Regions from separate parts of the Mus musculus genome. Here region 1 is linked to region 2. A link is a loop called in an ENCODE intact Hi-C map of the cell type or tissue named here. Cell type or tissue: left cerebral cortex. All regions are shown on one strand.

Evidence for each region. Hi-C counts contacts between places; a loop is a spot of excess contacts. Peaks named below come from ENCODE experiments on the same cell type or tissue, not always from the same donor. Only the 100,000 strongest peaks of a DNase experiment are listed, where the experiment ranks them.
Region 1: it touches region 2 in a loop (5-fold over the local background); 2 of 42 quality-filtered maps call a loop at or near these places.

What each region holds. Positions count from the first base shown.
Region 1 is chr11:104,516,834-104,524,833 of GRCm38, reverse strand. Cdc27 (cell division cycle 27) reads left to right here. Exons shown (of 19, transcript NM_145436.2): 10 at 2,012-2,111; 11 at 3,246-3,453; 12 at 3,998-4,170; 13 at 7,306-7,458. Among named protein-coding and RNA genes, the nearest start is that of Cdc27, 30 kb to the left of the region's middle. In left cerebral cortex, a CTCF peak has its summit at 4,520 (motif pointing left); no DNase peak of the experiment used is centred here.
Region 2 is chr11:105,132,619-105,140,618 of GRCm38, reverse strand. It overlaps Mettl2 (methyltransferase like 2), which reads right to left. Exons shown (of 9, transcript NM_172567.3): 7 at 5,175-5,281; 8 at 2,835-2,900; 9 at 1-1,058. The coding sequence ends at 850. Among named protein-coding and RNA genes, the nearest start is that of Mettl2, 10 kb to the right of the region's middle. In left cerebral cortex, no CTCF peak of the experiment used is centred here; no DNase peak of the experiment used is centred here.

The DNA.
Region 1 (8,000 bases), 620 kb after region 2:
TATGAATGCCAAGTGGCTAGCGTTCTAGAGCTTATGCTGCTATGACATCTCCTAACCCCACCATAATCTACTTGTGACCTAAAATAAAATTCTTTGTCTCTGAGGTTGCTTTGCCAAGTGTTCAGAAACCAAGATGGATAACTAGTAGAATTACCCATTCTTTATGAAGAATTTAGTCTATGAGCTTCCTGCCGTCCCCCTTTTATATAGGGTATCATGTATCCTAGGATGGCTGCAAACTTGCTATGTATCTTGAGAATGACCTTAAACTACTAATCCACCTGCCTCCACCTCCAAAGAGCTGGGATTACAATCAGTGCAACATAACCAAGTTCAAACCTAGAGTTCAAATCTAGAGCTTTGTGAATACTGAGGAGGCACCCTGCCATCTCAGACCCATTCATTGCTGACTCTTCTTGTTTTCTGTTTGAAACAGGGTCTCGTAATACCCCTTACCCAAGTCTTAATTAGATCATTTTAAGGTTTAAATTTACTATGTTTTCTGTTTGTTCTATTCTGTTTTTGAGACAAGGTATTTATTTTAGATTGTCCATGACTTGAGAACCATCTGTCTGTCTCGACTTCCCTTGGTATAGGGATTGCAGGCATTATTACTACCACGCCCAACTAAGTTGAATTGCATTCTAAGAATAGAATTCTTGGTGCTGGAGAGATGGCCCAGTGGTTAACACTTGCTATTCTTGCAAAGGACCTGGCTTCACTTCCCAGCACCCACTTTGGGTGACTTACAACTGCCTGTAACTGCAGTTTTAAGGACTGATGCCCTCTTCTAGCTACCTGTGGTGCACATATATATATGGAGGCACTTGTACATATTCATAAAATAAAATAAATCTTGGTGTAGAAGTACACACCTTTAATCTCAGCACTTGGTAGACAGTCGCAAGCAAATCTCTGAGTTCACGGACAGCTTGCACTATATAATGAGTTCCAGGACAGCCAGAGTTACATAGTTAGATCCTGTCACTAGATTAAATAAACCAAATCTTAAAAATGGAATTAACTCTTAGCTAAGCGTGGTGGCATGCACCTTTAATTCCAGCACTCAGGAGACAGAGACAGACAGATTTTTGGGTTCAAGGTCATATTAGAACATAGAGAACTCCAGGCCAAAAAGGGATATATAGTAAGACCTTTTATTTAAAAAAAAAAAAAGTTACATTTGGGACAGACCAATGGCTTAGCAGTTTAGAGGACTTTCTGCTCTTGTAGAGGACCGCCATTCAGTTTCCAGCACCCACATGGTGGTTCACCATAGCCTGTAACTGTATCTGTAATTCCAGGGGATACAGTGCTCTTTTCTGGCTTCTATAGGCACTAGGCTTGCTTGTGGTACACTCATGTAGGCAAAACATTCATAGCCATGAAAATAAAATTTTAAAGTAGAATTCTTATGGTTTGCATTTCAAGTAAATTTGTGCGCAAGTAATGATCATGGTATCGTCTAAGTAGAATAAACCTTTAATTATTAGTTTATAATTGAATTTGTTTATTCTAGTAATTTTGTTTAGTTTTGTAATATTTATTGTTTATTGACAGGTACCACATTTAAGTGATTCATGTCCAACTTTTTTATTTAACATTTTGTAGTTGCCAACGTGTGCTCTAGACAATTGCCTATATATGTTGTTATTGTGGTGGGTGGGTGTGTGTGTGTGATGTTCATGCTAGTACTTGCAAGTACACTCAGACCAAAAAAGATAGCAGCATCGCCTGGAACTAGACTTAGTGGCCGTTATGAGCCACCTAACATGGACACTAGGAACAAAGCTTGAGCCCTCTGGGAGAGCATCAAGTCCTCTTACCCAGGCAACTTGTCCCTCTAGCCTGGAAAGGTTTTAAATCCTAAGTCTTCATAGAGACCCAAAGAAACTAACCAAAAGACCAGTTTTAGAGTATTTATGATGAATGCATATTTCAGTAAAGCAGAATTAAGAAAATAGGCAATGGTCATAAGCCAAATGTTAAAAAAAAGTTTTTGTTTTTTTAGTACAACACCTCAGGTATTGAGCCCCACTATCACATCTCCCCCAAACGCATTGCCTCGGAGAAGTTCCCGCCTTTTCACTAGTGACAGTTCTACAACCAAGGTAAAGATTTCTGCCTATTTATTTAAAACTTCCTATGCTGAAATTTCTTTTTTTTTTTTTTTTTGAAATTTCTATTCATTCATAACTTCATCTCAAATAAATAAAGGGTTTTGTTTTAATTTTTTTAGAGAGCTCATTATATACATCATGCTGGTCTGAACATTGCCATCTTCCTGCCTTCCTTACCTTCTGGGGTTCTGGGATTACAGGGATGCACCACCACGCTGAACTAAATAATTTATTTGGAGAACCTAGCTATAATTTTTGTGATTCTCCTTGGTCATTGGTAAATAGGTCAGTCTTGAAATGACCAAATCATTTAAAATGATTAAAAATGTTAGTGGCTTTTTTCAGGAAGTAGACTGGAGGAAAGATGCAACAATTTAAATGTAGTACAAAAGGATTTCTTAGTTCTAGAAGAATAATTCTGTCTCATAACTGTTATGGTTGGTTGCACAAATGCCTTTGGTAAATTACATAGCTCATATATACACATGCAAAAGAATTCATTTAAAACTGGGAAATGTCTATGGGGTTTGTGCTTTATATCTTATCACTGAGGAAAGAATGAGTGGGCATTTGGTCTTGTTACTATCTTTCTAGAATAATGTTTTTAAAGTTAAAAAGCAAAGATGTGAGGGGGGACCTTTTTTGTCTTGATCTGCTGACTGACATGAATAATTAGTTACCTTTGAGTGATTTTGTGCTTTGATATAATGTGATGGTAGTGCTTTGATATAATTAGTATTGCGTTGTCTTATTTTTAAGTAATAAATGAGAATGTGATACACTTTCAGAAAAGATCTGCCCTTAGTACAGACTGACCTCAGTCACTATTAGTTGGGCAATGCAGTGACTCTTGGCATGCTGGTTCATTCCTGTAATTCCAAGATTTGGGAGGGTAAAGCAAGATTGCTTCAAGTTCCAGGCCAAAAAGTAAGACCCTGTCTCAAAACAAAAAATAAGCAAAAAAATTGGTTTTGAAGACTTGTTTTTATAAAATTTCTGATGAGAAAAACAAAAAGACTAATGAGGACTATGCATTTCTTTTCTGTGTAGTACTTGTAGGAAATGTTAATGGAGACATCTAGAAGAACGAGTATGATAAGCGTGGAATTTTATTCCTTTTTACAGGAGAATAGCAAAAAGTTAAAAATGAAGTTTCCACCTAAAATCCCTAACAGAAAAACAAAAAGTAAAACTAATAAAGGAGGACTAACTCAGCCCAGCATAAACGATAGTCTGGAAATTACAAAACTGGACTCCTCTATCATTTCAGAAGGGAAAATAACCACAGTCACACCTCAGATCCAGGCATTTAACCTACAAAAGGCAGCAGCAGGTCTGTTTGTAAATGCTTACTGTACTTCCTGTGTTTCTACTTTTATTTTATACTTTCTTTGATTACGTTTCTTCATGCCTTTATTGTTTTTAGATTAATACTGGCATTAAAAATTGTTTTAATGGATATTTTTATGTTTTAAAATTTGTCTTTTACCTATTTCTATGGATATGCTTATCCTCAAAGAAGTCCAAGTAGAGCATGAATCCCATGGAACAGGAATTGTAGATGGTTGTGAGCTGCCATGTAATACTGGGAACTGGACAAAAAATGCTTTTAACAACTGAGCCCCCTTAAATAAATTTTTTAACTTAATTACATTTTATTTTATTTCATTTGGAGAGAAAGAGTGAGCATGTGTATGAACATTATGTGGGATCTCAGGGATCAAGCGCAGGTCTTCAGGCAAGAACCTCTAACTACAAAGCAATCTTGTCAGCCCAAATACTGGAATTTTTTAAAAAGGAATAATTTGTAGTTAGCAGTTTTAGAAAACCAAACTTGTATGTATTTCTCCTTTGTTTATCATGTTGTTTTCTCCTAGAAGGTTTGATGAGCCTTCTTCGTGAAATGGGAAAAGGTTATTTAGCTTTGTGTTCATACAACTGCAAAGAAGCTATCAATATTTTGAGCCATCTACCTTCTCATCACTACAGTACTGGTTGGGTCCTATGCCAGATTGGACGGGCTTATTTTGAACTTTCAGAATACATGCAGGTAAGTATACAAAGATACATATATCCTTCTAGAATTAATTTAACTTTCATGCTTAAGGCTGGATCATAAAGGCTAATATTTACTAATTTATTATATAATGTTTATATAATTATTTTCCTAGTATGTATAATTGTCTTAGTTAGGATTACTATTGCTGTGGTGAAACACCACAACCAGAAGCAAGCTGGGGAGGAAAGAAAGGCTTTATGTTGCTCACAATTCATCATCAAAAGTAGTGAGAGTCCTGGAGAGATGGCTCAGCTCAGCGGTTAAGAGCACTGGCTGCTCTTCTAGAGGTCCTGAGTTCAATTCCCAGCACTCATGCACCGATGCCCTCTTCTGGTGTGTCTGAAGACAGCAAGAGTGTACTTATATACATAAAATAAGTAAATCTTAAAAAAATAAATAAATAAAAGCAGTGATCAGGAACTCAGATAAGGCAGGAACCTGGAGGCAGGAGCTGATGCGGAGGAGGGATGCTGCTTACTGGCTTGATCCTCGTGCTCAGCCTGTTTTCTTACAGAACCCAGGACTACCAACTCACGGATGGTACTGCTCACAATGGGCTGGGCTCTCCCCTATCGATCACTAATTATGAAAATGCCATTCAGACATTCAGAGGATCTTCCGGAGGTGTTTCCTCAGTTGAGGTTCTATTTTTTCTTTCAGAGTTATAAATAAAATTATTTCTTATATTGAGATAATTTAAACTTAGTAGGCTTTCTTGAAAAGGATTTTAGAGGATCAAGTTAATACAAATTCTTTCTACAGTTGTGTACAGAATTATACACTGCGGGCTGGTGAGATGGCTCAGTGGTTAAGAGCACCGACTGCTCTTCCGAAGGTCCTGAGTTCAAATCCCAGCAACCACATGGTGGCTCACAACCATCTGTAACGAGATCTGACACCCTCTTCCGGAGTGTCTGAAGACAGCCACAGTGTACTCACATATAATAAATAAATAAATCTTAAAAAAAAAAAGAATTATGCGCTGATCTGAATTTAGTGTGCTTTATAAACTTAAGGCTATGAAGAGGAATATATTGAAGATACAATGTCCTAATAACAAGGTTCTTTATTTTTTCTTTTCACCTGGTAGCTCTGGCTGGCCTGGAACCTGCTATATAGACCAGGCTCATCTCCCTAATGCTGGGATTAAAGGCATACACCACCATACCTGGATGGTTTTGTTTTTGAGATAGGGTCTCATGCAGGCAGGCTGTCCTTGAACTCTAAGACAGGATTACTCAAACTCCTGATTCTCTTCCCTTCCCTCTTAGATTGTGGGATTACAGGTGTCTGCTACCATCCCTGATTTATGAACCCGTGGAGGAGTTGAATCCAGGGCTCCATACATTCTAAGCCAACCTTTCCAACTGAGAGGGAGCTCTATCATCAGTCATTCAACTTAATTCATTGGTTTCTTTTTTGTTCTCATAGGTCATAATCACTTGTGGAGTTTAGTTTGGTTTTTTGGGGGGGTTTTAGGGTTTTTGTTTTATTTGTGTTTGGTGGGGGGATTGAGAAAGGTTTTTCTGTTTAACCTTAGGTGGCCTTATACTCAAAGATCCCCCTGCCTCTGCCTCTGCCTCCCAAGTGCTGGGACTAAACACACGTGTTGCCACCACCAGGCTTTTTATTTTATCCTGGAAACAAGTTCCTGCTATGTAGTCCTGGCCCACCTTGAGTTCACTACATGGCCCAGGCTGGCCTTAGCTTGCTAGGCCTGTTACTTTGAATTCAGTCCTAGCTGATAATTGATTTTATAGCTTCTGAAATTTTTGAAGCCAAAAGGTATTTGTGTCTCTAATTTCTTTGTTATATAACCTATTTCTTTTAGAAGCACTCACAACTTTTAAAGAGATTTGAGGGGCTTATAAAACAGCGGACTGATTCTACATGGCAGATCACTGTGTTTGGGGCTTTGTAAATGTCCTTTCCCGGGGCTGGAGGTAACTCAGCAGCTAACAGCACTTGCTGTACTTGAGGTCCCGTTGTCAGCACCCAGTTGGGTCACGGTAGTCTGTAACTCAATCTCCAGGGCTTTGATGGGCTCTTCTGGCCTCTCAGGTACCCACATACATAAAAGCAAATAACAGTTCTTCCCTTAGTTTCTGTCATCTTCATTAAATACAACCCAAACATTCCTTATTCTGAACTACAACTTTGAACATTTTGAACTTACTAAGGTGTCAAAACTAGGTGACACAAAAATGTGAAGTTTTTATAGAGTTTATAAGAAACACAGTTCTAGAAACTGTAAATATTTTCAGAGAGAAAAAAGTGACCTGGGGGGGGAGGCATAGAAAGGGTTAGTGGGTACTGTCCATCCAGCAGCATGGTGCTTGGTGCTGTTCATTATTCAGTGTGCCATACAGTTGGCAGCCATTCACCTTTTTAGCCTCTAAAAGTTTCAGCTAAGCTTTTGAGTAATTTCATTTTCTTTCTTTCTTTCTCTCCCTCCCCCTCCCCTTGTCCCTCCCTCCCTCTCTCTCTCTCTCTTTTCACAATTATACCTTATGTAAGTGTTTGCATGTATGTATGTGTACCACACATGCACCTGATACCAGAGAGGACATTGGATTCCCTGGAACTGCAGTTCTAGGTAGTTATAAGCTGCCAACCAATGCCAGGTCCTCTACAAGGCAGCCAGTATTCTTTATCCGGTTGCTCCATCCCCATCTTTGTCTTTTTTTTTTTTAAATAGAAATTTCTTTTCAGGCTTCATGCCTTTTTTTTGTTTGTTTGTTTTTTAAAGAATTATTTATTTCATGTATACGAACGAGTACACTGTCACTCTCTTCAGACACACAAGAAGAGGGCATCAGATCACATTACAGATGGTTGTGAGCCACCATGTGGTTGCTGGGAATTGAACTCAAGACCTTTGGGAGAGCAGTCAGTGCTCTTAACCACTAAGCCATCTCTCCAGCCCCAGGCTTTATGTCTTTAAACCTAGTTAAAATGCAGGACCTAGGCTAACTGAAGTATGATTGCCTCCGTATTTGAAATCTCACAACGATTTCTCTTGTTTCTCACTCTCATAATTATAGCAGACATTCAGTCCTGGGAAGACAGTAGCGGCACTGCACCAGCCTGTACGGACACTTTCACTTACTTGTGCTTTAATTTTAGGCTGAAAGAATATTCTCAGAGGTTAGAAGGATTGAGAGTTTCAGAGTTGAAGGAATGGAGATCTACTCTACAACACTCTGGCATCTTCAGAAAGACGTTGCTCTTTCAGTTCTTTCAAAAGATTTAACAGACATGGATAAGAATTCACCAGAGGTATGCTACCAGTAATTTGTTTATATAGTCATTTAGCTTTTACTTGTTTAATTTTTGGGTGCAGTGCTGGTCTGGAACCCAGTACTAAGGGTATGCTAGGCACATAATCCTTAACTCTGAGTTAACATCCTTGACCCCAGCATAGCTTTTGATCATCAGAACAAATCTAGTCCTGTATCACTTAATGATATATTCTGACAAGTGTGTTGTTAGGTAATTTTGTCATTTTCACAAAGCGTCATAAGATACAATTACACAAGAGTTCAGTTACTCTTTACTGCACAGCAAATTTGATACTAACTCTGGGCTTCATGAGATTGTCTCAGAGAAGACTCACCTCACACATGCAAAAAAGTCATGCTTGGTGATTCATGATTGTAACCTCAGTTCTTGGAAGGCCTGTCCAGACAACAAAACGGGACACTTGATCTTCAGAAAAAACAAAACAGATTCTGTGTGAGGGAGCACATATATGCCATAGTGAGTATATTTGGATTTTAAGGGATAACATTTGGCCATCCATTTTTTTCCTTAAATTATGT
Region 2 (8,000 bases):
GGAACTCACTTTGTAGACCAGGCTGGCCTCGAACTCAGAAATCTGCCTGCCTCTGCCTCCTGAGTGCTGGGATCAAAGGCGTGCGCTACCACGCCCGGCCTAACTCAGCTTTTTACCCGCAGGGATTTCTGCTGTGAGCCACCACACTTGGCCAGGCTTGGATTTTAAATTCTTAACTCTCAAATGTGTTAGCATTCTTTTTCCTTTCTTATTTTTCTTTTTTTGTCTGTGTAGCCCTGGGTGTCCTGGAACTCACTCTGTAGACTAGGCAGGCCCTGAACTCAGAGATCGCCTGTCTCTGGCTTCTGAGTGCTAGGATTAAAGGTGTGGACCATCATCATCTTGCAATATGATGGCAAGAGGATCTAAACTTCAAGGTCATTTTTGGTCACAGAATGAGTTTTATATAAAACTCTAGTCATTAAAAAATTTGAGGGCAGTCAAAAAGCTCAAGGTGTTTGCTGTCAAGCCTGAGTCTGAATTCTAGGACCAGCCTGTAGGAGAGAACTGACTCCTGCAAGTTGCCCTTTGAACTCCCCACATTCACCAGGGCATTGCCTCGACCAATGATATTAATAAAACGAACTCCAGAAAATACGCATTAATGGGCTTTAGAAATAAAACCACACTTTTTTGGTTTGCTTTTGGAGACAGGATTTCTCTGTGTATCACTGGCTGTCATCAAACTCAGAGATCTGTCTGCCTCTGCCTCCTGAGTGCTGGGTTTAAAGGCATGTGTCATTGCACCTGGCTAAAAACCGGAAAGTAGTTGTTCTTAGGCTCAAAGTTAGAGCTCCTTGAATCCCCAGACTGTCCATCATCAACAAGCCGCTGTCTACAGATGTCTTCTTACAAAAGCCCCGAATGTGAAGAACTTTCTGTGGCGTGGGGAATGGGCACATGTTGGCTGGAGCGGAGTGCTAGAGGCTTGCTGTATTTGCACTGAATCCAGACGCGGTACATGGTCAGCTGTTTCCCTCGATTCACCTGCAAGCGGCGATCCACCAGGTTCTGCACCTTCTCCAGGCCAGCAGCGGTGAAGAGCGTATCCAGCTCACCTGGTGTGAAAAGAGCCAGCGTTACAGAGGCTGCTCTGGAGAGAGGGTGCTCTGCTAGCGACTCTCCATGTGAAGTGGAGCCTCGACACTGTGCCTTTTTTTTTTTTCGAGACAGGGTTTCTCTGTGGTAGCCTCAAATTCAGAAATCCACCTGCCTCTGCCTCCTAAGTCACTGTGCTTTTTAAGAGGCCTATTAGCATTGAATACTGATGTAGTGACAGTTTGACAATGACAGGTCCAGGTTTGGGCACCAAAATATCAAAACAAACCTACCAACCAACCAAAAAACCAGAAGATAGAAATTCACATACCACCCCCAAAATCAATCAATCAATCAATCAATCAATCAATCAAACAAACAAACAAACAAACAAACAAACGACACAATAAGGGTGAAGGGAAGCCTATATATAACACTAGCAGTTGGCAAGGGATAGCAGGATAGGGATAGGGTTCATGGCTGGCTTGGGCTACACAGAGAGACTTGGCTTCAAACAAAGCAATAATTCCCAAACCAAAAACTATTCTCCCAAGCCGACAGATGAGTATGTCAACACAATGTCTTACAGGACAACTTTCTTTGTTTTTTTTTTTTAAGATTTATTTATTTATTATCTGTAAGTACACTGTAGCTGTCTTCAGACACCCCAGAAGAGGGCATCAGATCTTATTACAGGTGGTTGTGAGCCACCATGTGGTTGATGGGATTTGAACTCAGAACCTTCGGGAGAGCAATCGGTGCTCTTAACTGATGAGCCATCTCACCAGCCCACAGGACAACTTTCAATGCTACATAGACAACGTCTTAAGTATATGACTCAATAAAGGGCCCACCAGTTCTCTTAAAGCACTGGTGGAAGGAGCCTGTGGACAGGGCTGATGGCAGAGATGGTCCAGGTCGCGCCTCACCTGGACACAGCTGCACCTGAAGCACAGGCTGCTGCAAAGGGCAAATCAGACGAGGCTGGAGGCTGAGACTTGCCAAAAGGGCAAGTTCCCACTTTGGACAAAGAGACAGAAGTGAGAGGAAAAGCAGCTGATTTAGAGCAGAGCACATCCTCACGTACACCAAATGACATTGTATACATACACCCTCACCCTCACCCGCCCCCCCCCCCCCCCCCCGCTCTCCAATTTAAAGCTATTGGTTAAACAAAAGTGGCTACAGCCAATTACTGGGGAGAACAGAGGTAGGAAGGCCTTCAACTACAGGGCTGGGTGGTTTCAGGTAGTGTGGCAGAGAGACAGAGACAGAGGCAGGTTCAGGGACAAGAACTGGGGGATGGGGTGGGGGCAGGGAGAGAGAGGAGGAGGAGAAGGAGAAGGAGGAGGAGGAGGAAGAGGAGGAGTAGAGAGGAGATGGACCACGATCATGCGGACAGAAGTGCATCCAGAAGACAGGCTGATGGAACAATGGCAGCCAAGGCTCCAAACAAGTAACCTAGGGAGGCTAGCTGCAAATGAGCCAGTCTGGCATATAGAAAAACAGATTGGGGCAACTGTCCAGTAATTATGAATTGTCTAATCTGATTAAATAAATCCATAGGACTATGTCTTGATTAACTGGGGGTGGGGTGGGGAGTGACGGTTCATATTAAGAGCTTATACAGTTATCAAATATCATTTACAACAAGCATGAGCCAGAGTTGTCTCAAGTGACAGCTCAGGGCAGTATGAGAGGAGAAAGGCTGGAGGGACAGGTGACTTAAGGGCAGGTAACTATTTACCTGACCTGTAGACACTGCCTTTAGCACTAATACATCACCATTTTCATACCTTGTGTGAAGAAGTAAACTCTGGTGCCATCACCTCTCACATAGAAGTTTCCAGATAGACACTGACCTGCAGTTACACGACAAAACCAGATATGTTAATACATTTGAAAAACAAAATGGATGGCAGGCAGTGGTGGTGGTGCACGCCTTTAATCCCAGTACTCAGGGCAAGCAGATCTCTGTGAATTCTAGACTAGCCTGGTCTACAGACAGAGTTCTAGAAAAAATGCATCTTGAAAAACTAAATCAAATGTGATGGTTTGTATATGCTTGGCCCAGGGTGTGGCACTATTAGGAGGTGTGGCCTTTTTGAGGTGGGTGTGTCACTGTGGGCGTGGGCTTTAAGACCCTTATCCTAGCTGCCTGGAAGCCAGTCTTTTAGCAGCTTAAAGATGAAGATGTAGAACTCTCAGCTCCTCCTGCACCATGCCTGCCTGGATGCTGCCATGCTTCCTGCCTTGATGATACTGTACTGAACCTCTGAACCTGTAAGCCAGCTCCAATTAAGGGCTGTCCTTATAAGACTTGCCTTGGTCATGGTGTCTGTTCACAGCAGTAAAACCCTAATTAAGACACCAAACAACAACAACAATAAAAAGGGTTTGTTATTTTTTAAGCTTCTGTGTATAAGCTTGTGCCTGAGAGAGTTATGTGAACCACAGGGCTCACGGAGTCCTGGGATGTCACATTCCCTGGAATTGTGGGTTATGGGAAGTTGTGAGCTGTCTAGTGTGGGTGCTTGGAATTGGACCCAGGTCCTATGCTAGAGCAGAAAATGCTCTTAACTGCTAAGACTTCTCTCCAATCCTTAAAGTACTTTGAATTCCATCATTTAACAAATGTGCAACAGGCTACCTGTGGGGGCTCACACTTCTAATCCCAGTAGAGGAGGCTCAGGCAAGGAGGGCTGGCATAGAGTGTCAGGGCACGATGACACCGAGTGGGACTCTATCTCACCTCTCCGTGTACACCTGCACCAAGCACTTTCCCCTCAACAACGGGAATTCAAAAAAAAAAAATCAGATGTTCATTTGGGTGACATGCGATTCTTCAAAGGAACTCACAACTTCCTACAAAGGAACAGCAGGGAGCAGCACCACGGGAAAGCCAATGTCAGTATGTAATAATACACGTGATCCGAGCTGAGTCCCAGGCACCACCACCCGCTCAGCCTACAAATTCCGTTAAAAGAAAAACAAGATCAGTGAAACTGACTCTTAACTAAACTGGCCCATGCTGCTGCTCGAGTCCCCAAGCACACACCATGAGAACTCAGTTTTCCTGTGAAACTTCCCCACGTGTTCCTAACAGTTCACATGGAACAACATGCATTTCTTCCCAGTGAACTTTTATCCAAGCGACCAGGCTTAAAATGATCATCCATCCACACATGGGTTTTTTCACCTAGTAACACAGAGCAGAAACTCTCCAGAACAAACTGTGTGGCAATCCTAGCTTCTAAGGTTTTGTTTATACCTACTTTATGCTGGCAGAGTTTCTTCCAAGATGGATAAACTAAAAAAAAATGAGAGTGCTTAAGAAAGGCCAGAGAAAAGCCGGGCATGGTGGCGCACGCCTTTAATCCCAGCACCCGGGAGGCAGAGGTGGATTCCTGAGTTCGAGGCCAGCCTGGTCTACAGAGTGAGTACCAGGACAGCCAGGACTACACAGAGAAACCCTGTCTCGAAAAACAAAAAAAAGAAAGGCCAGAGGCAACTGTCTTTTTATCTTAAGCAGAGGCGCGTGGCTCCTTGCTTGAAGCGGCGGCAACGGGGCTGAGAGGAATGATGAACATGTGTTTGTGGGTCATTTAAATTGAGCTGCTTTTTTGGGTGGGTCCTGGATCTTCTCTTTATCAAGTTCCTGACAGCACTATGATAAACACAAACATCAAGAAAGACTTCACCTGCTGTGAACACCGAAGATGTCTTCTCACCCTGCCATCTGACTTGACTTTAGTGCTGAGAGCACTGCACATGCTTGGAAGTGTGCCACTCTGAGCTAAACTCCCAGTTGACCTGGAATTTACTATGTAAACCACCAGGCTTGAACTCACAGAGCTCAGCCTCTGCCTCCGAGTGCTGATAAAAAAGTCATATGCTACTTTGCCTGGCCACATCTTTATATATTTTTAATTTTTTTTTGTATTTTGCTTACATGTATGTATCTGTACCTCATGCACGCCCAGTGTCTGTTTAGGTCAGAAGAGGGCACCAGGTCCCCTAGAACTGGAGTCACCGACGGCTAAGACCTCATGTGCATGCTGGAAACTGAATCTGGGTTCTCCCCAAGGACAGCCAGGACTCGTAGCCCTGACTCATCTCTCCAGACCCTCACATACCTTTCTTAAACCGAAGTTGAGCCATGTCATAGCGGCCATAGTCTCGAAGAAGCATCACCCCTCCAGGCTTCAGGAGTCGGCTTAGCTTGCTGATCGCTTTCTGCATCCTGGAGGGCAGCAGGGAATGAAGTGTAAGTCTCCTTAGGGATGGCGTCCCCTCCTATAGCAAACCCCCGGACAACAGACTTCCTAACTCTGACACTAAAAGCCAGCCCTGATGTCCTACCTGGTGGTGGACATTCCAAGTATTAAACCTGACTCACTTCCTGCTGGTCCTGTGATCGCCACCCTTGCAACAGGTTCCTGTAGCTCTCTAAGAGCCCTGAACATATAGTGTATGTATGGCCATACTCATGACTTGTCTTATTTTGGCTTGTGTTTTGGAGAGAAGTTGGTGTTTAGGTCTTCATCACGGCCAGAGCAAAACCTCTCATTCCATGATCAGGGTAAACAGAAAGGAAGAGGAAGGCCACTGTCCCCTTCCAGGGCACCCACACATCGATCACACCCAAACTCCTTCAACTGTGAAGATAACGCTGCAGGTGTGATGGCACGAGCCTGCAATCTCAGCACTCAGAAGGTGCAGAGGAATCTTTTGTGCAATGTACGCAAGTTCCACCTGTTAGGAAAAAAACCTTTGGCCACTGAGCTGGGGAAGGGTTAGGAAGGATTAGAATTTGGGAATCTGGCACAAAGAGACTGAATTTATAGGACAGAGACAGGCATGAGGAAGATTTGCTCCGTGACAGAGAAAAAGACAGTCATGAGAAACTGAGGACCAAGTAACCAGCCAGGTAACAGAATACAGAATAAAATAAATGGGTAATTAAGATACGGGCCAGTCAGGGAACAGAGCCAAAGCTATGGGCCTCAGCATTTATTCATATATAGAAGTCTAGGGTCATTATTTTGGGGAATTTATGTGTGGGTGAGAAAGCTCACAGTTACAGGGGGGTTGAGGCAGGAGGACTTTGAGTCAGAGGCCAGCTCAGGTCTAAAAACCAAAAAGAAAAACAATCTAAAAAACTGTACACATAAAAAGCCCCAGCTTACATGGTGCTGCATGCAGCAGGCAGGTGAGCACTGCCAGGGGGCTTCCCACCTGTCCCCTGCTTTTCCCCAGAGGCCACATGTTAAAAGCATGGCTCTTCTTTGAGCTACTAGAGGGTGGTAGAAACTCAAAGGTCCGGACCTTTAGGTCACTGGGAAGCATGTGTGGGTGCCCTGGTAAGGAACAGGGAGATTCCGTCCCCTTCCCCTTCCTCTCTTTTTACTCTGACTGTGGAATGAGAGGTTTTGCTCTGTCGTGATATGCCCCCTTGCTGAAGGCCTAAAAGCAGTGTTTCAAAACAAAACAAGCCAAAATAACCTTTTCTCTTTCTAAGTAAATGCTCATGTAGCACTCTCCAAAAGTCTGACACAGGATTAGGTACTTACAGCACCTGAAGAATACAGTCTACACAAAATGTTTCAAAGCCTCATATACTACTGGGCCAGAGACGTTACTGCTAATCTAGAGGAAGATGGCTAGCTCAGTAGGCTGTGTCAAAGGCTCTCACAACTGACTCTACTTCCAAGTGAGCAGTTTCACAGGATTGCAGCAGTCTGATTAACACAGGCGTTTTGTTTTTGGAGCTGGGCTTTGGCTTCGTTGCCTAGGTTGCCCCTGAACTCCAGGGCTAACTCCTGCCTCAGCCTCCTGCATCACTGAGACCCCAGGGCATACTTCTATCCTTCCTTCTCTTTCTTGGTTTAGGGATTGAACCCAGGGACCTGTACGTGTGAAGCACATTGACCTCTGAGGCACACCCTTAGGAACTCAAGCTAAACACATACTAAACCCTATCACCAGATGCCTGCACATGAACTTACAAAAATATGTTAAATTAGTTACTGTGATGTGTGTGTGGGGTGCGTGCACATATCACATGTACAAGTCAGAGAAGAATGTGGGGGAGTCAGTTCCCTCTTTCCATCACACAACCCTGGGCTTGATCTCATGTTGGTGGAAATTCCTTTACCTGCTGAGCCATCTCATTGACCCTACATGAAATTTTAAAATTGTATCTTAGAAAGGCGTTCTTATTTTATATATATTGGTATTTATGTGCATGCACATCATGTGCATACAGTGCTCATGGAAGCCAAGTGTGGATGTTGAAACTCTTGACCCTGGAGTTATGGATGGCTGTGAACTACGGTGTGGGTGCTGGGAAGCAGACTGCAGTCCTCTGGCGCCCTTCACCTCTGAGCCAGCTCTCCAGTAGAGCAATCCAACTGTTCCCTGCTCCCCATGTCTTTTTGAGATAGGGTTTCTCTGTGTAGTCCTGAGATTCATTCATTCTGTAGACCAGGCTGTCCTCCATCTCAGAGATTGCCTGCCTCTGCCTCCCCAGTGCTGGGATTAAAGGCTTACACTACTACCACCCAGCCTTTGGATTCCCTTTATGTCAACCTGATTTTATGGAAGGCTGTATTTCAGTTTTCCTAACACCAGAAAACACAGTACAGTCATTATAGATTTTAGGGTGTTAAGAATCTTGACTTATTTCAAGCATTTAAAAGGTTGGTAATGAGACAGCCATCTTGACTCTGAAGCAGCACGTGCTGAGAGTGGACTAAGTGGATATCTTCCCAGGGTTTTCAGACTTAGCTTCCAACAAAGAAAGCAGGAACCAGTCCACAGTCAGCAGGCAGAGGGTCAAAGGCTCAAACAAAGGCGGACATCAATACAACAGTCTCTTGGCTTTTCATGTCTACTAGACATAATAAAACCCTTTGTATTTAGGGCATAATTGGAGTTCAAGGTCTTCACTTACAGCTTTA